5 separate regions of the Mus musculus genome follow, and regions 2, 3, 4 and 5 are each linked to region 1. A link is a loop called in an ENCODE intact Hi-C map of the cell type or tissue named here. Cell type or tissue: heart. All regions are shown on one strand.

Region 1 (5,000 bases):
CTCCATCACGAAACTCCTTATAACTTTTAAACAGGGTATCCTATGTTTTGATGGACCTTGAATATTAAGCAGCTAAACCTGGAGCTGGGACCCCTGAGGTTTTCAGGATGAGGTGGCACAGAGGTTTGGAGAGCAGTAAGTGGTGCCTGTGGCTTAGAAAAGGGAAAAGGCTGGAGGTGGAATAAGGGATGGGTGGACATTTAGGACCACTGCCTCCTGTGTCGATGCCTTTGCCACTCCCTTTACATAGCTGTCCTTCGGACTCCTCGGTGTGGCCCCTGCTCCTCCAGCACAGGGCATCCATCCATGTGCTCTTGGTCCACTGAATGAATCTGTAAATGCCTTGATAGATGTTCCCACAGGAGTCCACCTGTGACACAGAGACTGTCTGGCACCCTCAGGCACGAGGCCACTCCCACTGCCCTGCACGTCCAAGGCAGTTCTGTGGGTTTAACAGGTTTAATCTAGATGCAGAATGTTCTTGTCTCTGTGTCTTTGGGTATCTTCTTTGGAGTCAGAGCTGACAACAGTTAAGGGGGAGCCAGCAGGGGAAGGACCAGGACCCTGGGGTGGAGGAGTGGGGAGATTATGGTTTAAAGCATTGAGTCAGATGGCAGGCCTCAGAATCTCCCTCTGCTGCGTCCTCAGTGAGAGCCCTTCAAGGTGTCCCCACACAGGCAGGAGACAGAAAAGCCCACATTGGCACCTAGGCTCTGCCTTTGCCTGCTGTTTGAGAGGCAGGAACTCGAGGCAGGTCTGGATTGTTTACATCCACCCAGGGCTCTAAAATAAAGTGGGAGCTGGGCATCTCAAACAGGGTCGAAGAAGTTGGCAGATTTAAGAAAAGGAGGCACTGGTCCATTCCCCAGATAATGCAGACATGAGTTCAGATGCCCAGCCACCCCAGTTCTCATGCAAACAGGAAACCCCCACCCCCACCCCCACCCCCACTCCCACCCCGGGCAAAGTGTCTGGAAAACAGAAGCAAACACTGACATCCTGGGAGCTGGTGAGGAAAGGAGCGAGAGGACATAGAGAACTGGCCGAAGAAAAGAGACAGGGAGAAGTGGGGCCAGCTGACTACCGCACAGCCTTCCTCCCAAGGCTCCTTCTGGCGTGCCTGGAGCAATTTCAAATGCCTTTACTTTCTCAGAAACTGACTTCCTCCTAGGACCCACACAAGTGGCCCTCCCCTTGGGGTTTCTGCAGTGTGTTCAGGTCTCACCCCACCCCCATTTCAGCTGGCTTAACCACCAGACCTGTCAAGGTCTTGGCCTTGGGGAGCCTCCCACCCTTGCAAGGAGGCTTCAGTAATGACACCAAGTGGAGGATGGGAAGGGGGCAGAAGGGATGGGCCTCGGCTCTCTCTCACTTCACTTTTTCTGTAGCGTTATTGACCCGTCATTAGTTATCCGTCCAAGGTCGCCAGGTCTGGCCCAGCCATAAATCACCGCCGCTGGGGGGGGGGGGGGGGCGGGGGCGGGGGGGGGGGAGAAGTTGGGGGACTAGAGGAGCGAAGGAGTCAGTGCTGAACGCGGCCCGGAAGGGTAGCAGCAGACGTCCCTCAGGCTCATAGGGACCCGCCCCAGCCCTTGTGACCGTCCTTCTCGGCTCCCTCCCAACCCCGGGCTGCCCAGCGTGCCTGTCCCTCGGCCACTCTCTCCTGTCTCCGTCCATCTCTTTCACCGCTGAAGTGTGTTTAGATGGCTGCGCCAAGAAAAGGGTAACCAGATTGTCCTCGGTCATCTCCCTCATAGCTCTTCCAGGTTATAGCTTCCATCAACAAGAACAGAAATCCTGAAGGGGAAACTGAGGCACGGAGTCCTGACCCGAGATGAGTCTGAGAAGAAGTCTCACCCGATTCTCTCCTCGGTCACTTCAGTCCCTCCCTACTCCAGACGGATGCTGCAAGGGTCTCTCCGCCCTCAGAAGGGAGTGGATCTGCGTCTGCACCGGGCGGGACCTGCACTCGAGGAGCCGGACCCTTTCCCTAGCGCCCGGGTCCTAGAGGAGCGTGGCTTGGCCCTCCTCTCAAGAGCTCGCCCGGCTTAGCAGCGGACCTCTTCGCCGGTCCTCGCGCACCCTCTGCCGGCGCCTCTCAGGAAACGCGCTCGCTGTCCCCGCCCTGGATATTCCCGTCCCGTAGGACAGACGGAGGGCAGCCGGGAGCTCTGCATGCCCCTGCTTTTGGAACACTCCTTGCACCAAGATTCCAGAAAATTCCTTTGTCTATTCAAAACTGGAGGAGCGAGGACAAGAGAGCTGAACTTGAGGCAGGCCAGGCTCGGAGCATATGGGTCAGTCATCCATCACCTGCCACCTCCCTAGAGACCTTGGCAGGCCAGGTAGGTCTCTTCTGGTAAGGAGGGCCAGGGGGGTCCTGAGACACCAGAGCCTTGATTCTCTAAAGCAGTGGAGTAGGGCTTCAAGTCTTTAACCTATGGGGTGGGAAGCTGGGGTGTTCCCATAGGGAGGAGGGACAGTCCCAGGGTTCAAGGTTCTCTTTCTGGAACGGCCTTCTGAGAGTCCCCATTATACTGCTTGAGAGCACACAGCTCAGGGTTGATTCCTTCCCAACTTGGTGTTTGACTGGCCAGCAGGGAGGGTGGGCTGACCAAATTCAGATTCCCTGATCAAACTGAACTAAAAGTATTCCAAACAATGTCAAGAAGGTCAAAGGGATGAGACAGGATCCATCAGAGGCCCCGAGGAGCTGGGAGTTAGGAGAAGACGTGTCAGTGTCGCAGGGCAGGACTCCGAGGGCCCTGTCTAGGTGGAGCAGGCATATATTGGTTTGTCCGTGTGTGTGCTCCACTCTGGCAGGCCTCAGGAGGTGGCATTGCCTTTACTCCTTCTTTCATGATGGTGTACACAACTGGCCATTCTCTCTCAGAGCAGGAAACTCACGAATCAAAGCCCAGGTTTGAGCCAGACTGGTGGGGTAGCCTGTAAGACTCCACCTTCAGGAGGCTGTGTTGAATTCTCATTTCACAGGCAGCTGGGGCTACCATAGTGAAACCCAGTCTCAAAGCCAAACTGAACCCTGGTTTCAGGGCAGTCAGCGTCAACTCTCTCTGCAGATTTGAGGGACGAGAGGAAAGGAGGGGAGACAAAAGGCTCAGTGAGATCTGTGCGGAGCGGAACAAGGGAATCAGCTGGGCGGAATCACGGAGACCTGAGTGACATTCATCTCTGACACATGTTGCATGACTTGGGACAATAAAAAGAACCTCTCTGGGACATGTGTGTCTGTCTGTGTACAGGCATGTACGAGCACAGATGCCTGCAGTGGCAGCGGCTTTGGATCCCTGGGAACCAGGGTTTTAGGCAGTCGTGTGCTGCCTGGTGTGGGCACTGGGAATTGAACTCAGGGACCGGGACCTGATAGAGCAATACATGCTCTTGACCCCTGAACCATCTTTCTAGCCCAGGACTCAGGCTTTCCATCTGTAAAATGGAGCTGGGCGGTGGTGGTGCCCTTAATCCCAGCACTTGGGAGGCAGAGGCAGGCGGATTTCTGAGTTCAAGGCCAGCCTGGTCTACAAAGTGAGCAGAGGCTACACAGAGAAACCCTGTCTCAAAAAAACAAAAACAAAACAAAATCTAGCTGGAGACTGCATATCCACATGTAGGGCTGAGCTAAGTAGGGCTTGGTAAAACTGCTGAAATAAACCAGGTGTGTGGCACAGGTAGCTCAGGGCCCTTCCCCAAGTCTCCTTTTATAGCTTGCTCAGTATTAACTGGTCTTTCCAGCTTTCTAACAAGTCCCATGGGACCCCAAACTTCTTTTTTCTTGGTATCCATGTCCCATGAATAAATTTTTGAAATGCCATTTTGGGAAGGAGAGACACGCTTTTTTTGGGAAGGGTGCCACACAATCAGACCACTCTGCTTGCTCATGTCTGTGTGCTGGAAGTTTCTGCAGAAGCTGTCTGCACGGGTATAACTCTTGGTTAGTGCTCACAGCGACTCCATCCAGGTTCCAGGCTCCACAGATGCACACGCCACACACTGAAGTGCTTACAAGGATCTGATTCCATGATCAGCCGCAGAAGAGACGGAAGAGTCTGGAAACTGGGAGCAATTATTGCCCTGGGAAATCTGGAGGGCAGGGAGCTGTGTGAGTGGAGTCTCCACACCTCCCCCAGCTTCACCATTACAGGAGCTTCCTAAGGCTCCCCTAGGCTTTGTGCATCTCCTCTAACTGCTACACAGTACACGTTCACACTCTTGGCCCTTTCCAACAGCCGTGGTGCAGGGCAGAAACTCAGGTCAGGTTGCCTGAGCTCGCTACTTAGGGCCCCACAGGCTGGATTGAGAGTCCTGGTTATCCTGGGATCCCAGTAGGGCTCTAAAGAAAAAGTCCTCGCATGCCCACGTTTGTGGCTGGCAGCATCCGTTCCTGATGGCTGTGGGGACTGTTTCTTGCATCAGCACCACTGCTCCTTGAGGCCCCCAGAGTTCCTGCTCATGCTTCAGATCTCTCGTCCACCGCCCTTCCACCTGCCACCAACCAGAGGCAGCTCTCCTTTTAAGGGGCTTGTATGGTTAGATAATGTCCCCTTTGCTATGTAATACAATATAACCCCAGGGGCTAGAGAGACAGCTCAGCAGTTAAGAGCACTGGTTTCTCTTCCAGGGGATCCAGGTTCAGTTCCCAACACCCACATGGCAGCTCACAAATGTACATAAAAATAAAATCATTTAAACACACACACACAAGCCGGGCGTGGGGGCGCACGCCTTTAACCCCAGCACTTGGGAGACAGAGGCAGGTGGATTTCTGAGTTTGAGGCCAGTCTGGTCTACAAAGTGAGTTCCAGGACAGCCAGGGCTATACAGAGAAACCCTGTCTCGAAAAACCAAAAATCAAAACACACACACACACACACACACACACAGAGAGAGAGAGAGAGAGAGAGAGAGAGAGAGAGAGAGCTCACACCCTAGAGCAGAATGCTCTGCCCACTCTCTAAAGGCCAGGTCCCTAGGGACCATGC
Region 2 (5,000 bases), 370 kb before region 1:
ACACATCTGGTTGCCCCTCCCAATCATATTTTTGTGGATCTATTTCTTTATCTCCAACTAGCCCTTCATTTTTTTAACCACACATATACATTCTTCCGATTCTATATTTCTTCTGTTGATTTTGTACCTTAAAAGTGTTGGTATAGGATTGTCCTCCATCCTCTAGTAGAAGGCAGCAGGATTTGAGGACTCTTCATTTCTGTCTTCAGCACATTAGGAAAATGGGGTCCTAGAGTCAGTGAGGAAGACTCAGGAAAGACAGGCATGCAGTACTGGCACCTTTCCACAAGGGGGCGCTCTCCCACGCTGTCCATAGTATCATATTTCCAAAACCCCTGTTCAGAATCTGCCCTGAGGGGAACTGACAAATAGAACAGAAAACCTGAGAAGGGTACAGCATCGTAGGAGGGAGAATGTGATTTATATGAGGCCAGGACCTATCTAGAAGCTTAGAGAAAGCCAGTTCTTCCACGCCTCTCACCATCTCCCCCAAGGCCGCGCCGCTCCAGGAGGGTACCCTGTACTTTTGGTCTCTGTGTCCTCAGAATCTTCGTGAGTGAATGATCAAACACGTGTGCAAACAAGCGGAACACATGAGGACAAAGACGTACGAAGGTTGGATCCACATGCATGTGTGTGGAACAGTGCATGCAGAACTATTCATTTGGAATATTGCTAATGATTTCTAAGATGGGAGGCAGATTCCATCATTAGAAGAGCGGGAAACAAGTTACATTAGCTCTGTCGGGGCACTAGCGGGCAGCCATAATGAAAGGACTACTGGTTCTACACGCACTGCTGTGGAACTACTCAGGAGTTGCTGTCTGGTTTAGGATATGGTGCGGGACAGGGCAGGTGCTCTATGGAGAGGAGACACGTACATCCTCACGTGGATAGAAAATCTGTAAAGAAATACCCAGAAATAACAGCACTGGTCCTCCAGAGAGCAGGGGATGCTGTGTAGGGCTTTTTTTTTTTTTTTTTTTTTTTTTTTTTTGATAAAGGTGAGGGGGCCTAACCTACCATTGGTGGTGCCACCCCTGGGCATTTTGTCCTGGATTGTTTGAAAAAACTAAGTTGAGTGATTGATGGGAGGCCAGTCGGTAAGCAGACTTCTTCCTCTGTGGTCTCTGCTTCTGCTCCTGTCTCCAAGTCCCTTCCCTGAGTCCCTTCCCTGAGTCCCTTCCCTGAGTCCCTTCCCTGAGTCCCTGGCCTGAGTCCTCCCCCTCCCCCCAGACAGCTGTGAGATGTATGGTGAAATTAACCCCTTTCCTTCCCAAGTTACTTCTGGTCATGCTGTTAATCACACAACAGAAAGCAAACTATGACAGGTGACAAAGGCATAGAAGGCTCACTCGATACTCTTTTATACAAGGTCTGAGTTGTGTGAGAATACAACGAGGCTTGGGGAGACAGAAGTTATTAAGACTCCTTGTGTCTCAATTCCTTCACCTGCAAAACCAGGCAGTTAAGAATCTTCCCAGTGCCTTGGAAGTGTAAAAAAGGGGTGGAAGGCCTGGGGTTTTTCTGGGGCCGCCATCATCACTATCCCTTGGTGCAGATGACTAATGAGAGAACTTCCGACAGGGAGAGGCCAGGGTTACTTATGAAAACCCTATGAAAGGCAAAGTCCTGAGAGATAGAGACCAGCTGTGTGTTCCCTGACCCTGCTAAGTTTAGCATCATGGTCAATGGCCTCATGGGGTTCCCCGCTGAGTCATGTTATCCGCTGCCAGTCTGTGGCCACACCCAGAACCAACACTCTGTGGTTATATAACTTCCTAATGAGGAATTGTTGGTGTGAAGGAATACTGCAGAGTCATGTGGTGCTTTCCGGAGGGAAGCCTCCGTCACTTCCGGGTTTGTGGTCTTCAGAGACGTTCTCCCTAGGACAGTGACAATGTGGCTGCCTGGTCATTGGAGCTCTGAGGTCACTAAGGCTTCGATGAGGGTGTGTCCGGAACCCACCCTCCTCATCTTGTATCCATTTAAGTTTTCTTTATCCTGCCCCTCTCTCTTCCAGGGATGTTTATAAAGAAAGCAAGGTGCCTGAGAAAGTTATGATCCGTTGGTACAGACGATCGCATGGGATGGCCAGAGTCAAGAGAAGCGGTGTTACTGCACAAACATGGCTTCTGCCAGGTCTTGAGATTAGGGGCACCTGAGGGTCGGAGGAGGATGAAAGCATTGGTGGGGCCTTGTCTTCATCAGGCGATGGCAGAACGGCTGGTGAGAACGGTCAGGTATGGTGGCATACACCTTTAACCCTAGCACTCGGAAGGCAGAGGCGAGCAGATCTCTGTGAGTTCGAGGCCAGCCTAGTCTACAAAAAAAACGAGTCCAGGAGAGAAACCCAGTCTCGAAAAAACAAAACAAACAAAAAGAGCTTCCTAAGATTATGAGGACGCTCATGCTCAAGGCTGCCATCACTTTAACGAGCCACAAGAGGGCGCCCGTGCCCTGTCATCGGCGATTCCTGGGCTCTTCCCCACAGCTGCCAAACGCTTCTCCACTAGGGACTGATTATTTACACTCAAGGAAATCAGAGGGTGATGTAGAATCCGGGCAATTCCTGCTAAATTCAGTGTGTGTGCCAGAACAGACCGTACCTAACAGCCTGGCTATGGTGTTCTCTCTTACAGTCCGGATTTTTTTTTCTCTAAACTTACCACCTCAGAACAGCTCCAATTCCCCCGCACCGCTTATCTCTTTTATCTCTTCACTGTCCTCCACCCCCACCCCTCCCCGCGCGCACACTGGACCAAACATCCACAAGGCCTGTCTCCTAGAAAAACATCCTCTGCCAAGAGGGCTTCGCATCCATGAAGCTGGTGCCCAGCCGCGCCCCCAGCCACTCCCACACAGAAGGAAGGAGGAGTCTCCCACAAAGGTTTTTCTTGGGTTAGAGATGTGTGATGTATGGTCTCTGTCCACGCGGCTTTGGAGAGGATCTTAGGCAGACACGGTTTAGAACGAAGCCTGCTGGGGCTGGAGAGATGGCTCAGCCGGTTAAGATCACCGACTGCTCTTCCAGAGGTCTCAGGTTTGATTCCCAGCTCCCACTTGGCAGTTCACAACTGTCTGTAAGTCCCAGATCTGACACTCTCACACAGACATGCATGCACCAATTGGTAAAACACCAATGCACATAAAATTAAAGTAGATAAATTATAGAATGAGGCCTGCTGACCGGCTTCGGTCACATGCCTCCATCCAGGAAACAAGTGCCAAGAACTAGATTGTTATAAATGTTTGGAAAGACCAGGTGTTCCAGGAGGACATATTCCCAGGCTTTCCATGATTTTCTTCCCTTTACCATCAAAGACTCGCCTTGGAAGGTTTATGGATGCAAGTTGAGACTCTGAGATAAGAAAGGCAGTGCTGGGGGCTGGAGAGATGGCTCAGCGGTTAAGTGTAACTGCTCTTACAAAGGTCCTGAGTTCAAATCCCAGCAACCATATGGTGGCTCACAACCATCCGTAATGAGATCTGTCGCCCTCTTCTGGTGTGTCTGAAGACAGCTACAATGTACTTAGATATAATAATAAGTAAATCTTTAGGCCGGAGCAAGCAGAGGTCCTGAATTTAAATTCCCAACAACCACATGGTGGCTCGGTGTACTCATATATACATAAAATAAATAAATAAATCATATATATATATATTGGACTTAGTCAATTTTTAACAAAGAAAAAGAAAGGCAGAGCTGAAGATAGGCAAACAGTTTGGGTGGGACTACCAGAACAGGAAGTCTGGTAGTCCTCTTCCTTCTTCTGATGCTAACGCTAAGGAGTCAGATACAGTGTGAGCCTTGTGGGAGAGCCTTTCCAGCGAGAGGAGCAGTAACCAGACCTCCCTTGTCACTTGCTCTGTCACTGTCTGCCCCTCAGGCACCTGTGCCTGCCTCAGCACCACAGAGGCAGCCTCCTGGGCCCCAGAGGGACCTGAGCCTCCATCCCTTGGGCACTGGTTCTGTCAATATCCATGACAGTAAAGAGATGAACTAACCTTGGGATGTGACAGACACTGTGCCAAAGGTGCTCCAGCTATCCAGAAAAGCAAGGGGGTGGGGGGAGGTAGATGAGAGTCTTGGTTCTGAAGCTAAGTTCCTGGAAAGCTGTCAGATAAGGGTGTGTGTGTGCGTGTGTGTGTGTCTGTGTGTAGTGTGTGTGTAGTGTGTGTGTGCAGTGTGTGTGTGCATGCCTGCGTGTGTGTGCATGTGTGCGTGTAGTGTGTGCACACACACGCGTGTGCGTGTGACAAAGTAGGCACAAATGCTCAACTCTCTGTGCCCATTTCATTACAGATGCACCCAAAGAAACCATATTTAAAATGAAAAACAAGCTGGGCCATGGTGGCACACACCTTTAAGCCCAGCACTTGGGAGGCAGGCAGATCTCTGCGTTCAAGGCCAGCCTGGTCTGGAGAGTGAGTTCCAGAACAGTTGGGAACCCCTGTTTCAAAACAATAAATAAATAAATAAATAAATAAATAAATAAATAAATAAATAAATAAATAAGATGAGAAGGCACGGGGTAATAAGGAAAAGACCATACAACGGACTTGTGCACTGCAGCTGTTAGCTATGAGATGAACATGTGGTCAAGAAACAATATTCTCTGCTTCCCAGGTCCCTGCCACACCCCTTCCCAGGATCAGCTAGTGACAGTGTTACCATGGTGATGCCTCCTTTGTAGCTCACTACCCTTGGCTGCAACCCTCCACAGTGCAGTCTGGTGTGCTCGCCGTTCTTGAAAGTTTCACACAAGGAATGAAACTACATACACTTTTTGTTTGGTCAGTTGTTTTCTTTTTCAAGACCCATCTGTGTAGCCCTAGCTGTCCTGAAGTTAGGCCAGCTAGCTTCCCTCTGTTACTTGCCATATGTTCACATGCAAATCCTTAATTCTGTTCCACTGGGCTTTTTACACGTCTCACTTCATGCCAACTCACGGTTATAACTTTGCATTACTGATAATGGCTGATATTGGGGCTCGGAG
Region 3 (5,000 bases), 320 kb before region 1:
AAGGAACAGGGTGAGCTTTTGTAGATACCTCGAAGGAACTCACAAACTTTTCAAAAACTCCCTCTTAAACCTGAGAAGAAAGCGCAGTCTCTTGGCAGCACCGTGAAAGCCAGCTAAGTCTCCAGCCCCGTTTTGCCTCGTTTTAAACCTGGAAGTTGACCAAGCTTCTAGAGCAATGGCTCAGTTGTAACATATCAATGTATCACATTCCTCCCAAAGATCAACAAGTTGAATGTTTCATAAAAGTAACTTTAAAGAATTGGAAAGTGTCTATGTGTCATGACCCAAGTGATTAATCTTGGAATTAGGGAGGCAGAGAGGCAGGTGGATCTCTGAGAGTTCAAGGCCAGCCAGGGATACATAGAGAGCCTCTGTCTAAAAGAAAACCCAAACAAAATAGGATTGGGAAATGGGTAAAGAAGGAAACAGTCTCCACACTAGGGACATTTCTCAGGTGTTCCCAGTGATCTCTTTCCATGGCTCTGCAGTGGGGTCCTGGAATCCAAATTTTCTGCAGTTCAGATTAGCATGTGGCTGGCCCTGGCAGCTGACTGTCTGCAGCTCCTCCATGGGGGTAGTGCAGGGACGTGGTGTGTCCTGGTTCCAGGCACTGACTCCAAAGGCACCAGGATGTCTGTACCATGGAAATGCACCAAGGGCCCCAAGAAGGGGGCAATGTGGGGCGCACAGGGGTCCCCTCATTGTTCTTGCTGCTTAAGGCCTGGGGCTCAGGATTTTTTTTTTTAAAGATTTATTTATTTATTATATGTAAGTACACTGTAGCTGTCTTCAGACACTCCAGAAGAGGGCATCAGATCTCATTACGGGTGGTTGTGAGCCACCATGTGGTTGCTGGGATTTGAACTTCGGACCTTCGGAAGAGCAGTCGGGTGCTCTTACCCACTGAGCCATCTCACCAGCCCAGGGGCTCAGGATTCTTATTTCTACTGCCTAAGAGGACCTCAAGAGCCCAATAGACTGGCTTATTCTGAGCTTCACCCATGGGACCCGGCTCTGAACAAAGTGAACGGGACTGAAGTGACCTGGACCAGAGCTCTGGGATCTACATGGAGCAACAGCCTCTGTGGAAGGTTGTCAGATCATTTTAGGTCACAGAGGGACTTGGAAGCTCAGTGCTGCTTCTGTCACAGGCATGCCACTGCTGTCTTCCGTCTCCAGTAAGGACAGGCCCTAAGAAAAGGACATAGACCCACAGTGGCCTTAGTGCTACTTCATCCTTTATGTGCCCTGGGCATCCTGCCCTCCACGGAGCCCTTGCACCTCCTAATGCCCAGACCTGGAGAATATCCTGAAGTATAGTGAAGCTGATGGGACCTTGAAGAGGGTAGCTGTGCCTGGACATGGAGGGAGTATCAGTAGACGGTGGCAGTCTGGACTAGGGTAGGAGAGTATGTGGCCTAAGGGTTACTGAATACATACATACATACACTTATACATACATACATACATACATACACATATGCATGCATACATAATACACATGTGGATGCATACATACATGCATCTATACATGCATAATTGACCAAAAAAACTTGTGCATATTCACAGTGTTAGTTAGCTATGATATGTGGGAAGAAATTCCTAATCTTTCCCACCTTGCTGGCACACTGTCAGTTGGGGGGTAGTTGGGCCAGCCACAGGAAGAAAAAGAGATACGATTGATGCAAAATTGGTGTGGAGCTCTGAGCCATTGCTTCCCTGTGAAGACTCATAAAGCCTGCGAAAACTTCTCTTTCTGTTTGGAAAAAAGTCCTCCTTCCTGAAGCAGATCTGAAAATTCACTGCCTTGCAGCGCACTGGCCCGAGCAGTGTCACATCACGACCAGCAGAGGGAGCTCTTGTCTAACCTTTCCCAGGCAAAGGCGGGACCCAGTATGCGGATTTGAGGAGTCAGAGGGGTCTTTGTTACCAGTGAGGGGATGAGGACAGAAAGAGCGAATCTAGGGTAAGAGTAAGGATGATTAACGACTACGAACTTTCCCTTTGGGTGTACAACCTCAGGAAGAAGTTGCCTTTTCCCTCAGCCCAAGAAAGACCTAGCCTTTGTTGTTCTCATTTTTGTGGGGTGGTTGTTGTTGTTGTTGTTGTTGTTTGTTGATTTACTATCCAAAAGCCGAGACATCGGGTAGACCCCCAGCTCTATCCAATACCCAGTCCTGAAAGTGCGTTTCCCACATCTGCAGGTTCCAAAGGAAGGCCCGCAGCAGTATTTTGTTATTCCTAGCTGCGTCGCCTCCTAAGCCTCCTAACGTGCTGGGAAGGGACAGTAACACTTTTTGAAGCGAAGGCTTTTTGATTTGAGCTTAAAGCGGCTACTGCATGGGGTTTGGGGTTTCAGATCCGGCATCAGAAAGAAGTGGGTGAAGGGTGCTTGCTGCTGAGTGTCGCCACAAGTGCCGCTAGGTGGCACTCAAAGCCCGCGACATGGAGAAGCGCGGGCTTTTAAAGGGGCGGGGCTGGAATGACTTTGAAACCCCAAAGAAACAGAAGTCAGGGTCCGAGGACGCTGCTCACAGAAACATAAGGACAGCCTGCGTACATCAAGGACTGGGAAGCAGCCTTCGTTCACCAAGGGCTTTCACTGGAGAGATGAACGGGGGCGAGAGGTATGCGAGTGCTCAAAGACTAGAGACGAGAGCCCCAGCATTCCCTTAGGGCTGGGATGGACTTTGGTCTCAGTCTGTCATCAGACCACCAGCCGGCCCCTGGCAAAAGAATTCTTCGGAATCTAGACTTTGGAAAGGGAGGAAATGCTCACACCACCTGCTTTCTGCAGACTCTGGGTCTGTGGCAGCAGCTTTTCTGAGCTCGCCTGCCCCTTGCTACTAGAGGTAGGGAGGTGAGAACCCGGGACTCTCCCAATCCCTGGGTTTCCTTCTTTGCACTTCCTTTGCATATCCTCAGCCTTTCCCACCCCAAGCTAGAATCTGTTCCAAACTTAGAAAAAAAAAAATGACAATATCCCTCATGCCCTTCAGGATGAGAAAACAGACTCTAAATGTCTAGTCCCTCCCAGAGCATCTGAGGGAGCCGGCCATTCTCTTCCTTTCCAGAGTCAATCTCTCATCCCCTCCCACCCCCACCCCATCCCAGGCAGCCTGTAATTGGAAAAACTTTGTCTTGTAACTTGTGTGACCCCTCTCCAGTCTTTTCCATCTTCTGAGGTTTGACCCAAAGCGTCCCCCATCCCTTCCCATTCCTTATTTTGTGATTTCAGTCGGACTTGGGGAAGGAAGACCATCAAAGGTCCCAAAGTAGCCTCGTGGCTAGTTGGGCAAGCATTAATCACATTCATCCATCTAGGAAATTCAAGTCTAAAAGCTGCTGGCGCACAGGTTTAATACAGGGACTCCTTAGGGAGACTGGGATTCACCGGCTTCTCCTCAACTAACAGAGTGAACATGAAAAGAGAAACAAGATTAAAGCAAAGATGCCCAGGATCCCGGCAAGGGGCTTCCCTGGTGGTCCAAGCCCTGCTCTAGGGACCTTAGCAGAAACCCCAGATCCCCAGATCTGAGTTGTTGGGCTTAGGGGAATAATATATCGAGCCTGGAAAGTCTGTTGTCTCTTGGGACTGAAGGTCCTTCCAGCCTCGAACCTGCTTCCCGTAGATTGCCAGCTGCAGGCGCGCAGGGCCTAGCCTCTGCCCAGCAGGTGGCCCAGGAAGCAAGTGAGCGGTTGGGTATCTGTCTCTCCAAGACGTCCCGTCCCACCGCCCTGCAGCTTGGCGCTACTGCCTCCCGGGCCTGGGGGGCGGGGGGGGGGAGGGAGCTGGCCCTGGAAAGGCCCCACCCCCTCCCTGGAGGCCAGAGGTATTAGTGCTGCTTGATCAGACCTCATTTCCTGCGAAAATGGAAACATATCCAGGGTCCTTAATAAAGTGAATGACGAGGCTTCGGGTGTAATTGGGCTTCTGTTTGGTGGCTATTTCCTTAAACTGACAGTGGAAAAAATAAAAGCCCACAGCACCCAGATGTAATTATGCGACTATCAAAAGAACAGGGTATGCCCCCGGGGAGGTGGCACAGATTCTAGCCTTGATGTAGCAGAGGCAGGCATATCTCCGTGAGTTCGAGGACAGCCAGGGCTACTCTGTCGTTTAAAAAGAAGTATATGGTAGATTAGCCTGCTCTTGGTTTATCCGCCTTCTAGGAAACTGGCACAAAAGCTTACCCAGACCAAGGGACTCAGGAGGCCAGAACCTCCACTCCACCTCTGCAACCAAGAGCGCATCTCTCCGACCTTCAGCCTCTGGACCTAGCCTGAGATTCTCCCTGCCGCTGCCATAGGCTCTCCTGGGATCGTTATTTATACGCGGGGGCGGGGGTGGGGGCGAGTGGGTGGGTGGGGGTGGATCTATTCCTTTCCCTCAGAGGAGGAGCACCCTCGAGGGCAAGGGTAGGTAGGGGCTGCCTGGTTGTGATTCCCCAAGACTGCTCCCTAGAGCCTGCGCGCTGGCTGCATATTTCTATGTATAATCCAATTTTTTCCGTGACTATCTAGTTAAACTCTTTAACAACAGCTACATAATTAGAATTTGGATTCCCATTAATTTTCCCTGGGCCTCGAACCATTTGCAGCTCACACTGGTAATTAATGCGATACATCACTAACTTTACCCAGCGCCGGCCAGCCCAACTCTGGTCACTCGGCCCGCACCCGACGCCCCCGCGAGGAGCCCTGACTCCAGACTCGGCTTCCAGAGTGGGGGGCTGAGGGCCTCCCTCCAAAGCCGAATGCCTCGGCCCGCGCACCCAAAGCCTTCTTTCCAGGAAATTTCACAATTAAAAATATTTATCGGGAGCAGATTTACGTTTCTGGGTTTCCAGTCTCGGGGCGTCTGGGTAGGCTATTAAGAGTAATTAGCATCTTTTGCGCATGCAGATTTACTTCGCTCATTGCCACATAACTCATCCCTAAAAGCCGGCGCAGGCGAACACAGGCTCTGCCGCCAGAGCTACAGCCGCCGCCCGGGTTGA
Region 4 (5,000 bases), 58 kb before region 1:
ACAAAAGAGAGCGAAATGGCTAAACCAAGAGGCAGCATCCACTAGCTTTTCTGTCGTGTTCATTTAGAGCTGTCACTCTTGTTCTAGTTGATGATAGAGCTCCCAGCAGACACAGGTGAATTGAAAGGAAGCTGTAGTGACTCCTGTCTGAGGAAGGCGCCGTTGTGATTGAGGCTCTATCGGTTGATGAAGAACTGCTTCAGCTGATATTTCACTCCTGGTTTGATCTGCCTTTGGAATCACTGTGGCCATGTTAATGTGACCAAACTAAGGTGGCTTTATGGAATGTGAAGAAAAGACTGATGTCTACCATATACAGGCTTGGTGCCAGGACATGAGCGAGGAGTCACACAGGCTGCTATTCATCTTTTCAAATAATAAAAGTAAAATGGTAAAAATGTACTTTAGAAAATTGCTAAACTTCCTTCATCACAAATATACTACTCTGTCACACACACATACACATAATACTTCCTTCAGTTTCCTTCTCTGTCTCCGTCCCCAGCCCCCCCCCCTTTTTTTGCAAGGTTCTCAGTGTGTAGCCCTGACTAGTCTGTAAATTATGCAGTTTCCTGCCTCAGCCTCCTGAGTGCAGAGATCACACTACTGCATTAGCTTCATTTACTTTTGAAAGGAATTTTTATACTTAAAAAAAAAAAAAGAAAATGCTAATGAGGGCTAAGGGCCGACTCATCTTGGTAAAGAACTCAAGCATGAGACCTGAAGTTTAGATCCTCAAGACCCACATCAATTCCGGTGGTGTCGGGGACCCCTGTGATATGCTAGCAAACAAAGATGGGTTCTTTGGAGCTAGCTCACTTTACTAGACAAATAGGTGAGCTGTGGATTCAAACTGAGAAAGCTCAGTAAGAAAGGTGTAGAGAGATGGAGAAAGACACCAAGGGCCCCCTCTGGCCTCCACTCACATGTGCTCACTCACTGCTCGCACTGCTCATGCAGGGAGGGAAAGGGGGAGGGGGGCTGGTGAGATGGCTCAGTAGGTAAAGGTACTTGTTATAGTACTGAATGACCTAAGTCCCCAGGTTCCACACTGTAGGAGAGAGCTGCCTTCCACAGGTGGTCCTCTGACCTCCACACGTGCCCCCAACACACACAAAACAAATCAACAAATAGACAAATAAATAAATAAAGAGGGTCATTTTTAAAACAGCTAAAGCTTGTTTCATATCATTATTCAAAAAATTCTTAATTTTCTGAATGCAAGCTATAGGATAGTCCCCATTAGTCTTCCTTAATGAATTTACCTTTAAGAAAACTGTATTTTTTTTCATTCCTCATGGTTCAAGGAACTTATTATCTGATGTTATATGTGTATTGATTTTTGACAAGAATTTTAGTAAGCAGTGTTTCTTGCAGTGTGTGGGGTTGAAATTCAGCAGTGAAAAATGACCCCTTTGCTTCTGGCTGCTTTCCCAGAAGGACTATATAGATACATGCTACAGTTGTTGAACTTTCAGCATTGGCCCAAGTTCTATGTAGATTGTGTAGGATTACAATATTGTGTCTAAACTATACTTTGTGATGACACTCAAGCATGAAGTAGACTTTGTTGGGTAGAGTCATTGATACAGTCATAATTCTCACTGGCTGAGGTCCCAGTGACGAAAGGAGTTTTCAAAGACATGGGAAAGAACCTAGACGCAGTAGGCTGGTAGTTCAGTAGCCTCTGTTGTCCAGGGGTTCAGTAAATGCTAGTGAAGGCTTGTCTTAGAGTGGGTGGAATTGGGTTAAATGTTTGCAGCCACATCTTGCGGTTGTCCTCCACCAAAGAGCAAGGTCCTCCCAGCCCTGACCTACTTTACTCCTGCAACCCTGTGGGCTCAGTGGCTATGCAGCCAGCAGCGCAGATGAGACGGGGAGATGGGGAGATGTTTCTAGTAGGAAGTGCTTTTAGTAGCATGTTTCTTTGTTGGTAGAATATAATGTTGCCACAAATCATGAATAAATATTCCAAATTCTCTCATATTATAGCAGTTATAACCATTTTTAAGCCTCCTTTGTAAGTAGATATTTCTCTCCTGGCTTTCTGTACTGTGAACTTTACAAAACTGGTATAAGCAGCCTATTAATTATTCATATGATAGCAACAATTAAAGCAAATTAAAAATAAAAATCACCATATTGCATTTAACTGTGGGCAGCACCAAATTGTGTCAGCTCTGTAAGGGCCTGCGGTGTTGCCTTAGTTAAGAGTGCTAGAGGGAGCTCTAACCTTGCTCAGAGCATGTGGGAACCATTGTCTGTGAGTGGCCACAGGGTCACAATAGGAGATAGAATCTCAGGCTCTTTTGTAGTAAAATTAAAAAAAAAAATTTTTTTATTTTTATTTTTTAGTTTAATGACTCCTTTCTTTATATCAGAAAATAATGGTTAGGACAGTCTATCAAGAACCAGACGATTGTGTGAATATAATCTAGTGATGCTAGGAGTTTCTGGAGTTGATGAGTTTCTTCAAAGTGAACAGGCCTGGGTGACAGCAGTCTAGCTGTTTGAGAGGGAACCTAACAGCCCACCCCTGCCCCAAGTCAGCTACTGCCCTCCTGGGGATAACATAACCCTCACCTCCGGCTCCTTATCTTAGCTCTGCCTGGCTCTGAAACACAGAGCATGCAGCCCTTACAGTATGTGGTCAGTTGGGCAAAAAATATTTAAGAATCATCCACGTTGTTGCAGGTAATTGCAGTCTGTATATACCCATTGGTAATATTTCACAGTAGATGTTTCTTACCATTTATATATTTCACTGTAGGCAATCATTTGGGTTTCTTTCAGCTTTTGATAATTAAAAAAAAACACTCACAGGTATGATTTCATGAATATGTAGATGAAATACATTCACATGTATATGAAACTAGGAAAGAAACTAGAAACTGCTGGCCTCAGAGGATGAGAGAGCCTTTGTCCTCTACCCTGCCAGCCAGTGCTTAGCGTTGCCTGGCCTTTTTTTTTTTTTTTTTTTTTTTTTTACTGTAGCATTCTGTTTTTTGAGACAGAGTTTCTCTGTGTAGCCCTGGCTGTCCTGGAACTCACTGTAGACCAGGCTGGTCTCAAACTCAGAAATCCACCTGCCTCTGCCTCCCAGATGCGGGGATTAAAGGCATGCGTCACCATGCCCGGCTTTACTGTAGCATTCTGGAAGAGGATAGAAATATCGCCTATCGTGGGTGTGGGTAAGAGAGGGGGGTAGTTTTATGGTAGTTCTTCCATCTCACACACACCCCTGCACCCCCAGCCCAGTGATTGAGATTAAAGCCAGGAGAACAGGCAGTAAGCATCCACACTGAGCCCTGTGTCTCTACTCAGGCTTTGTTTTTATAGTGTGTCTCCCTCAACTTTCTCCCCAGAAAGAAACTTAGAAACTATGTAGCCGTTTCTAAGTATGTAGTTCAGTAGCAGTAAGGACATTAATATCATCAGTACATTTTGTTTTTAATTCTTTTCTTTGTTAAGAACATATATGCTGTTATCTATGTGTGTGCACATAACCTGTTATTATATCAACCCTCAGGAACAAGTGGTGTTAAGTCTTTGGGGTTAAAGAAGAAGAAAAGGGGGAGATTGAGTGAAGGGCTTGCTAAGGTCACCCAGTTCATAGTTGACACTGGACCTGATCTTGAGCCACTCTGAGACTCTTCAATCCTAACTGTAAAACAGTCCAGTCTTTTGCTTCCTCCATAGTGTGCCCTGGTTCCATGATGTTAGTCTAAAAATCCTCTCCAAAATGTCTTAATCTTTTTTTACCTGCTTGGGTTTTTTTCTTTGGTTCTTTGAGCCAGTACCTCACTGCATAGCTAAGGGTGGCCTGTAACTTGAAACAATCCTCCTGCCTCAGTCTTCCAAGTGCTGAGATTACAGGCATGAACATACATGTCTTGATCACTAGCCTGTCTTCTTACTGCTGCTGTCCTGGTCAGCCCACTGTCCAGCCTTTCTTACTTAAAACACAGGCCCACTGGATTGTTCATTACCAAAAACACTGCTGTCAGCCAGCATAGTGCTTACCTCTAATGCTAGCACTCAGGAGGCAAAGGCAGGATCTCTTCTGAGTTGGAGGCCAGCCTGGTCTACATAGTGAGTTCCAGGACAGCCAGGGCTAGAGAGAGACCCTGTCTCGAGATGATAATGGTGATGATGAGGTTTTAAGTGCTTCTCTCATAGAAGCAGGTGCCTGTTTCTAATGTCCAGTGAAACTTAATTTCTCCAAATGGAAACCCAGGCCCAGTGTGTGTCCTCTTTGTTTGTTAGAGTGGCAGTGTGTCACCCCAACTGTGGGCGTGTTGATAACCTTCAGAGTCCAAAAGAAAATCATCTAGTACAACAAGCTATTAAAAGGACAGAGAGCAATCACTGTCTGACATGAATGATATTGAACTCTTGATAATAAAGCCGTAGGGGGTTCATACCTGTTGGTAGACTTTGTGCAGTCCTACTACTTGGATTTTGCCAGTAAATAAAACCAGTTGGTGTATAGCATTTCTTTTGCCTCTATGTGTCAAGTAAAGGAACTTTTAGTAGAGATAAGCATTCATTTACTGATGGTTTTCTAGAAAACCTTTTATTAAATCCTGGCAAGGAGGAGGGTGGTACACAAGCAGCAAGAATGCAGATGCAGAGGGGGGTGGGGGGGTGGAGTGAGGAGGCGGGGCAGAGTGAGGCGGGGCAGCGTGAGGAGGCAGGTTTCTCCCAGCCCCATCCTAGGGTCTCCCATAGTGCCAGGGTGTTTGGAAATGTTGAGCTGACATAGGTCTTCCTTCTTTTTGGAGGTTTAGTTTTGACTCTTAACTGAAGACTTAATATTTTTAAGCTTAAAAAATTATTTTTTTCTTTGTACAGGTGAGTTTCACTCTGCAGCCCAGGTAGATCTCAAAAAGATTATACAGGTTGGGCTTGAATTCAAACCTTCCTGCCTCCCCTTCCCAAGTGTTGGAGTTATAGGCCTCAAGCCATCATGCCCAGCTTGTGGTCATTCTTTAAATTTG
Region 5 (5,000 bases), 110 kb before region 1:
CAAGTTCACCCACTGTGTGTGTGTTTGTTTATTGGTTAGATTTTTAAAATTTTGAATTCCATATGTGTAGGGCGTGTATGTGGAGGTGAGGACAGCTTGCCACAGGTTCCTCTCCTCTCTTTGTGGGGTTAAAGTCGGGCTTTTCCTGCTGAGCTGTCTCACCAGCCCCAAACCTACATTGCTTTTTTTTAAATGTATTTTTATTTTATGTGTATTGGTGTCTTGCCTGCATTTATGTTTGTATTAGAGTATGGGTTTACAGACAGTTGTGAGCTGCCATGTGGGTGTTGGGAATCGAATGCAGGTCCTCTGGAAAAGCAAATATACTCTTAATTGTTTGATCATCTCTCCAGCCCAACCTCCACTATTTTGATATTACTCAAATGGTGAATTTATCAAAGACTGAAATTTTAGTAAGAAAAATACTTTAATATGCAAAATTTGTATTTTATAGTAACACTTAAGAAGAACTGTTTTGTTTACTCCAGTGTTTTGTCTGTCTGCATTTGCACCATGTGTGCACAGTGCCCATGGAGGCCAAAAGATGGTGTTGGATCCCCTAGAACTGGAGTTACAGGAAGCCGTGAGTCACCCCGTGGGTGCTGGGAACTGAGTCTTGGTCCTGTACAAGAGCAGTCAGTGCTTTTTTGAAAAATTGAACCCAGGGCCTTGGCCATGCTCACGTGCTCTGCATTGAACTAAATCCTCCTAATAGCTCCTAACCCCTGTATCCAGAGTTGCATGCTACTTGTAGAAATCGAGTGCTTAGAGAGTAAGGCCCAAACCAAGGACAGTAAGAACGAGTCATTGCTCTGTAGTTTGAAAACACACATATTGACGTAACACTTGCTTATAAGCTATAAGATCCCACTGTCTAACTTAGTGGGGGATTAAAAAAAAAACACTCTTCTGGAAATTGATTTCTCATTCACTGATTTTCAGAAGATGAAAGGAAACAAATCTTTCTGTTAGTTAGTTTATCTATTTCATGTATGAGTATTCTGCTGCATGCCAGAAGAGGACAGCAAATCCCCCTATATATGGTTGTGAGCCTCCATGTGGTTGCTGGGAATTGAACTCAGGACCTCTGGAAGAGCAGCCAGTGCTGTCAGCTGCTGAGCCACCTCTCCAACCTGCAACCATTCTTTTAAATAAAGAAAATCTGGAATGTAAGAAATGATCCTAATACAGGGAGGCCACAACATTTCTTCCCATGCTGTATTTATTATAAATGCTTTAGTTAACAGCTCAGACGCTGAGGGCTTTCACAGCATCACACCTTATGAGAATTAGCTTTAGGGTTCAAAAGATCACCAGAGGACAGTATGTCACATGTCCTCTTTACGATTGGTTTTTGTCAGGGAGTCATCCAATCTGTGCTGATCTCGACCCATGTGCGAGAAGTGTCGACACGAGGTTTCTTTTCTTTCCTTTGTTTGCTGTATTAGATTTCTTTCAAGGAGTCAAACTTTAGTTCACTCATTGTTCCCGACAGTGTTTTGTAGTAATATGGAATAATTGTTCATAACCAGTTGTCTCCCATCCCCAATATCCTTGGTTTTACATGTGCAGAGTCAGCCAGTTTTGAAGCCGAAAATGAAGTTAGGCCAGTGATGTATACCGAGTAGACTTTTTTCTTGGTATTATCCCTTAAACAATACTGCACAGCAATTATATGAATAACAGTTGCAATTTAATAGGTGTTAAGTAATCTAGACATAATTATTTGGGAGGACGTGTCTACGCTGTATGCAAATATATACTGTTTTTGAGATTCCTATACTTTGCTAGGAGGATGAGGACTGGAGGGTCCTGAGACTGATCTTTCTGGATTCTGAATGACAAGTCTGTTTATGTGTTGAGAGCTGTAAGATTGCTTTATCCACGTTACCCACGTAGACTGTTTCCAATTCTGTTGTTTCTTTGGAAAATACCAGCCATGATTTCTGTCCTTTTCATAGCCATATTTTGGGATCAGCGTTCTGGTTGTCCTCCTGTGAATACACCCCCATCTTGACACCACCATCATTGCAGTATGGAATGCATGGCTACATACACTGTGGCAAGAACAGCAGACAGTAAGAGGCCTGGGGGTGTGGCTCAGTGATAGTGTGCATGCGAGGGATATTGAAAGCCTCAGGTCCAAGCTATAGCACTGCATAACAACAGGAAAATCCTCTACAATTATATTGTGTGAAGTATAGTGAGGTAGAGTTGGCCTTTGGTGAGAGGGGTTTCCTCTGGCTTTGTTGAATTGCTTGAGAGAGGGTCTTACATTGTAGCCCAGCCTGATCTCATACTTGAGATCTTGCCTTTTGAGTACTAGGATGCATTTTGTTATAAATATAATTTAGAAAATGTAACTGAATTACTGCAGCCTAAAATTCTATACTTGTTTACGTTGATAAGAACCTTTCTAAGAGGCTAGCCTAGGTTTGTTTTCTCGTCTTTTCCTTGAAGTCAGAGAATCATATGTAAGCACTTTGACAAATGATGTAATGTAGTGGTGTTATCTAAGTCGTACAGGTATTTGAAACCTAGCTCCAGTTCCCAAAGATGGGGAACATCTGCTTAGAGGTATTGTAGAGCTCCACAATGCACTAATTGAATTACTCTTTTCTGGAGTTGTTGACTGCACTAATTGAAGAGAGAGAGAGAGAGAGAGAGAGAGAGAGAGAGAGAGAGAGAGAGAGAGAGAGAGAGAGAGAGAGAGAGAGAGAGAGAGAGAGAGAGAGAGAGAGAGAGAGAGAGAGGAGAGAATGAGAATATATTCCAGCCTTAGTGGGAGAAATGTTAAGAGCTCTGACTGATGGTGTGTACTGTGCTGCTCTCTAATGGCAGTCCCTGGAACTACTCCATGGTCTCCAGGGAAGAGAAGGTAGTCATGTGATTTAGAGTGACCTTAGTCTAACCCCACCCTGCTTAGTTCAAAAGGTCCTCAAATATGTTTACAATTATGAATTGAGGTGGGGGGAGCATCTGATTAATTTCTTATGGCTAAGATGTATTTTATTAAAGAATTTTTATGAACAAAAGTAATTATTCAATTGAATTAAAGTTTTCTAACCTTTAATTTGTAAAAACTGATTCTGGCATTTTTTTTTTCTGTATAAATTGTCTTAGTGTACTAGGCAGGATGAGTAATACAAGGTTTATTAGTATTCCTGAATATAACTTCTTTCTGGTGGTAAGAACTACGTTCCAGCAATGAACAAATTTAAAGGTGATGTGAGCTGGGCGCAGCACAGAACTGTAATTCCAGTACTTGGATCCCGGTATTTGAGACCAGCCTGGGCTATGAGGCCTTGTCTCAGGACAAAGCAAAGCAACCAAAGAAGTTATGAGATCTTGCCAAGTATATGATTCTGCTTACATAAAGTGAAATTTTTCTATAGGAAAAATTAATTACTAGATGGCTTAAATATAATTTTAACATAATTTTGGGTGTGTTTGAAACCCTCCACAGTGAAGTAGGTAATCTTTTCTGTCTGTCTGCGTCCTTTCTTTCTTTCTTTCTTTCTTTCTTTCTTTCTTTCTTTCTTTCTTTCTTTCTTTCTTTCCTTCCTTCCTTCCTTCCTTCCTTCCTTCCTTCCTTTTTCTCTCTTCCTCTCTCTCTCCTCCCTCCCTCCCTCCCTTTCTTCCTCTCTCTCTCTCTCTCTCTTCCTCCTTCCCTTCCTTCCTTCCTTCCTTCCTTCCTTCCTTCCTTCCTCCCTTCTTTCCTTCCTTCCTTGGGGCAAGGTTAGGCATCTCAGCTGAGGCTGATTTGAACTGATTATTGTGGCTAAGGCTGTCCTTAAATGCTTGATTTTTTTTTTTTTCTTTTTTGCCTCTACCTCCTAAGTGCTAAAGTAATAGGCATTTGACACCACATTTAGCACAGTTTAATAATTTCTAAAGACATCATGCAATGTAATTCTGTGCAGCACAGAAGGCAACAGAAGACAGATCAAGCCTGGAGCGAGGAAGATACACACCTTCAGCCCCAGCACCGAAAAGTAAGCTCCAAAGGCATCTCTGTGAGTTCAAGGCCAACCTCCCAGCAAGTCCCAGACCAGCCAGGCTGCACAGAGAGATCCCGTCTCAAACAGCAACAAACAGAATAACAACAACAACAACAAATGGCCAGACAGTGATGGCGCACACCCAACACTCAAGGGAAGAGGGAGGCAGGTCTCTTAGTTAGAGGCCAGCCTGGTCACCCTGATCATAGCAAGTCCCAGGACAGCCAGGCTACACAGAGCAACCATGTCTCGAAAAACCAAACCAAACCAACAAAGCATTATGAACCATATTGTGGTTTAACTCTAGGCATTCTAACTTGTAAAATATCTCTTAACAGAATTATACATTAATATGCAGATATACTCATATAATACTCACTGGATATATGGAATGTGTGTGCACTGCCATTTCATTAATCAGAAAGTGCCATTGGGTGCCTTTCTGACCTTTTGAAACTTTTCTTTCAGTTGAGGCAAAAAGCACAGAAAAACTTGTAATTTTTTTCTTATGGTTTTCATTACTAAAATACGTTTGAATTTGCCAATATTGTATTGAATATGAATGTGTGTCTGTAGGGTGTGTATGTGTGAGTGTGCATGCACATGAGCCAGATTGACAGATGTCATCCTTCATTGTGATCCATTGTCATCATCTACTTTTTAAGATATATTTATTTTATGTGCCCTGGTGTTCTGTTCGCATGTTTGTGTTAGGGTTCCAGATCTCCTGCAAGTGGAGTTATAAAGTCCTGAGCTGCCATGTGGATGCTAGGAATTGAGCCAGCTCCTCTGTACAAGCAGCCAGTGAGCTTAACCACTGAGCTATCTCTCCAGCCCCCTATTTTCATCTTTTTGCTCAGGCTGGGTCTCCCCAGTCCTGCAAATGTAGCTGGCCAGAAGCTTGCCCTTGGATTCACTTACACCCTTTGCTAGAATTACAGGCTTAGCTCTGATTACCCATGCGCCAGCTCCTTAGCCCTGGGAATATGCCAATATTTT

The links. Hi-C counts contacts between places; a loop is a spot of excess contacts. Peaks named below come from ENCODE experiments on the same cell type or tissue, not always from the same donor. Only the 100,000 strongest peaks of a DNase experiment are listed, where the experiment ranks them.
Region 2: it touches region 1 in a loop (5-fold over the local background); 8 of 42 quality-filtered maps call a loop at or near these places.
Region 3: a loop joins it to region 1, with 7 times the contacts of the local background. A loop is called at or near these places in 38 of 42 quality-filtered maps.
Region 4: a loop joins it to region 1, with 8 times the contacts of the local background. A loop is called at or near these places in 15 of 42 quality-filtered maps.
Region 5: it touches region 1 in a loop (5-fold over the local background); 14 of 42 quality-filtered maps call a loop at or near these places.

What each region holds. Positions count from the first base shown.
Region 1 is chr19:45,543,107-45,548,106 of GRCm38, forward strand. It overlaps Gm41856 (a long non-coding RNA gene), which reads right to left and starts at 1,927. Exons shown (of 2, transcript XR_001782646.2): 1 at 1,858-1,927; 2 at 1-564. Gm19639 (a long non-coding RNA gene) reads left to right here and starts at 555. Exons shown (of 2, transcript XR_386758.2): 1 at 555-2,345; 2 at 2,995-3,240. In heart, no CTCF peak of the experiment used is centred here; DNase peaks (open chromatin) are centred at 1,615, 2,075 and 2,334; H3K4me3 peaks cover 1,488 bases; H3K27ac peaks cover 823 bases; H3K27me3 peaks cover 3,703 bases.
Region 2 is chr19:45,174,680-45,179,679 of GRCm38, forward strand. No RefSeq gene overlaps it. Among named protein-coding and RNA genes, the nearest start is that of Tlx1, 26 kb to the left of the region's middle. In heart, CTCF peaks have their summits at 288 (motif pointing right) and 2,442 (motif pointing right); DNase peaks (open chromatin) are centred at 1,732 and 2,512; H3K4me3 peaks cover 362 bases.
Region 3 is chr19:45,218,893-45,223,892 of GRCm38, forward strand. No RefSeq gene overlaps it. Among named protein-coding and RNA genes, the nearest start is that of Lbx1, 15 kb to the right of the region's middle. In heart, CTCF peaks have their summits at 1,813 (motif pointing right), 2,433 (motif pointing right) and 3,664 (motif pointing right); DNase peaks (open chromatin) are centred at 1,839 and 2,439; H3K4me3 peaks cover 1,489 bases; H3K27me3 peaks cover 3,791 bases.
Region 4 is chr19:45,484,610-45,489,609 of GRCm38, forward strand. The region is part of intron 4 of Btrc (beta-transducin repeat containing protein); the gene reads left to right. Among named protein-coding and RNA genes, the nearest start is that of Gm19639, 57 kb to the right of the region's middle. In heart, a CTCF peak has its summit at 2,210; no DNase peak of the experiment used is centred here.
Region 5 is chr19:45,433,409-45,438,408 of GRCm38, forward strand. The region is part of intron 2 of Btrc (beta-transducin repeat containing protein); the gene reads left to right. Among named protein-coding and RNA genes, the nearest start is that of Btrc, 72 kb to the left of the region's middle. In heart, a CTCF peak has its summit at 2,863; a DNase peak (open chromatin) is centred at 2,843.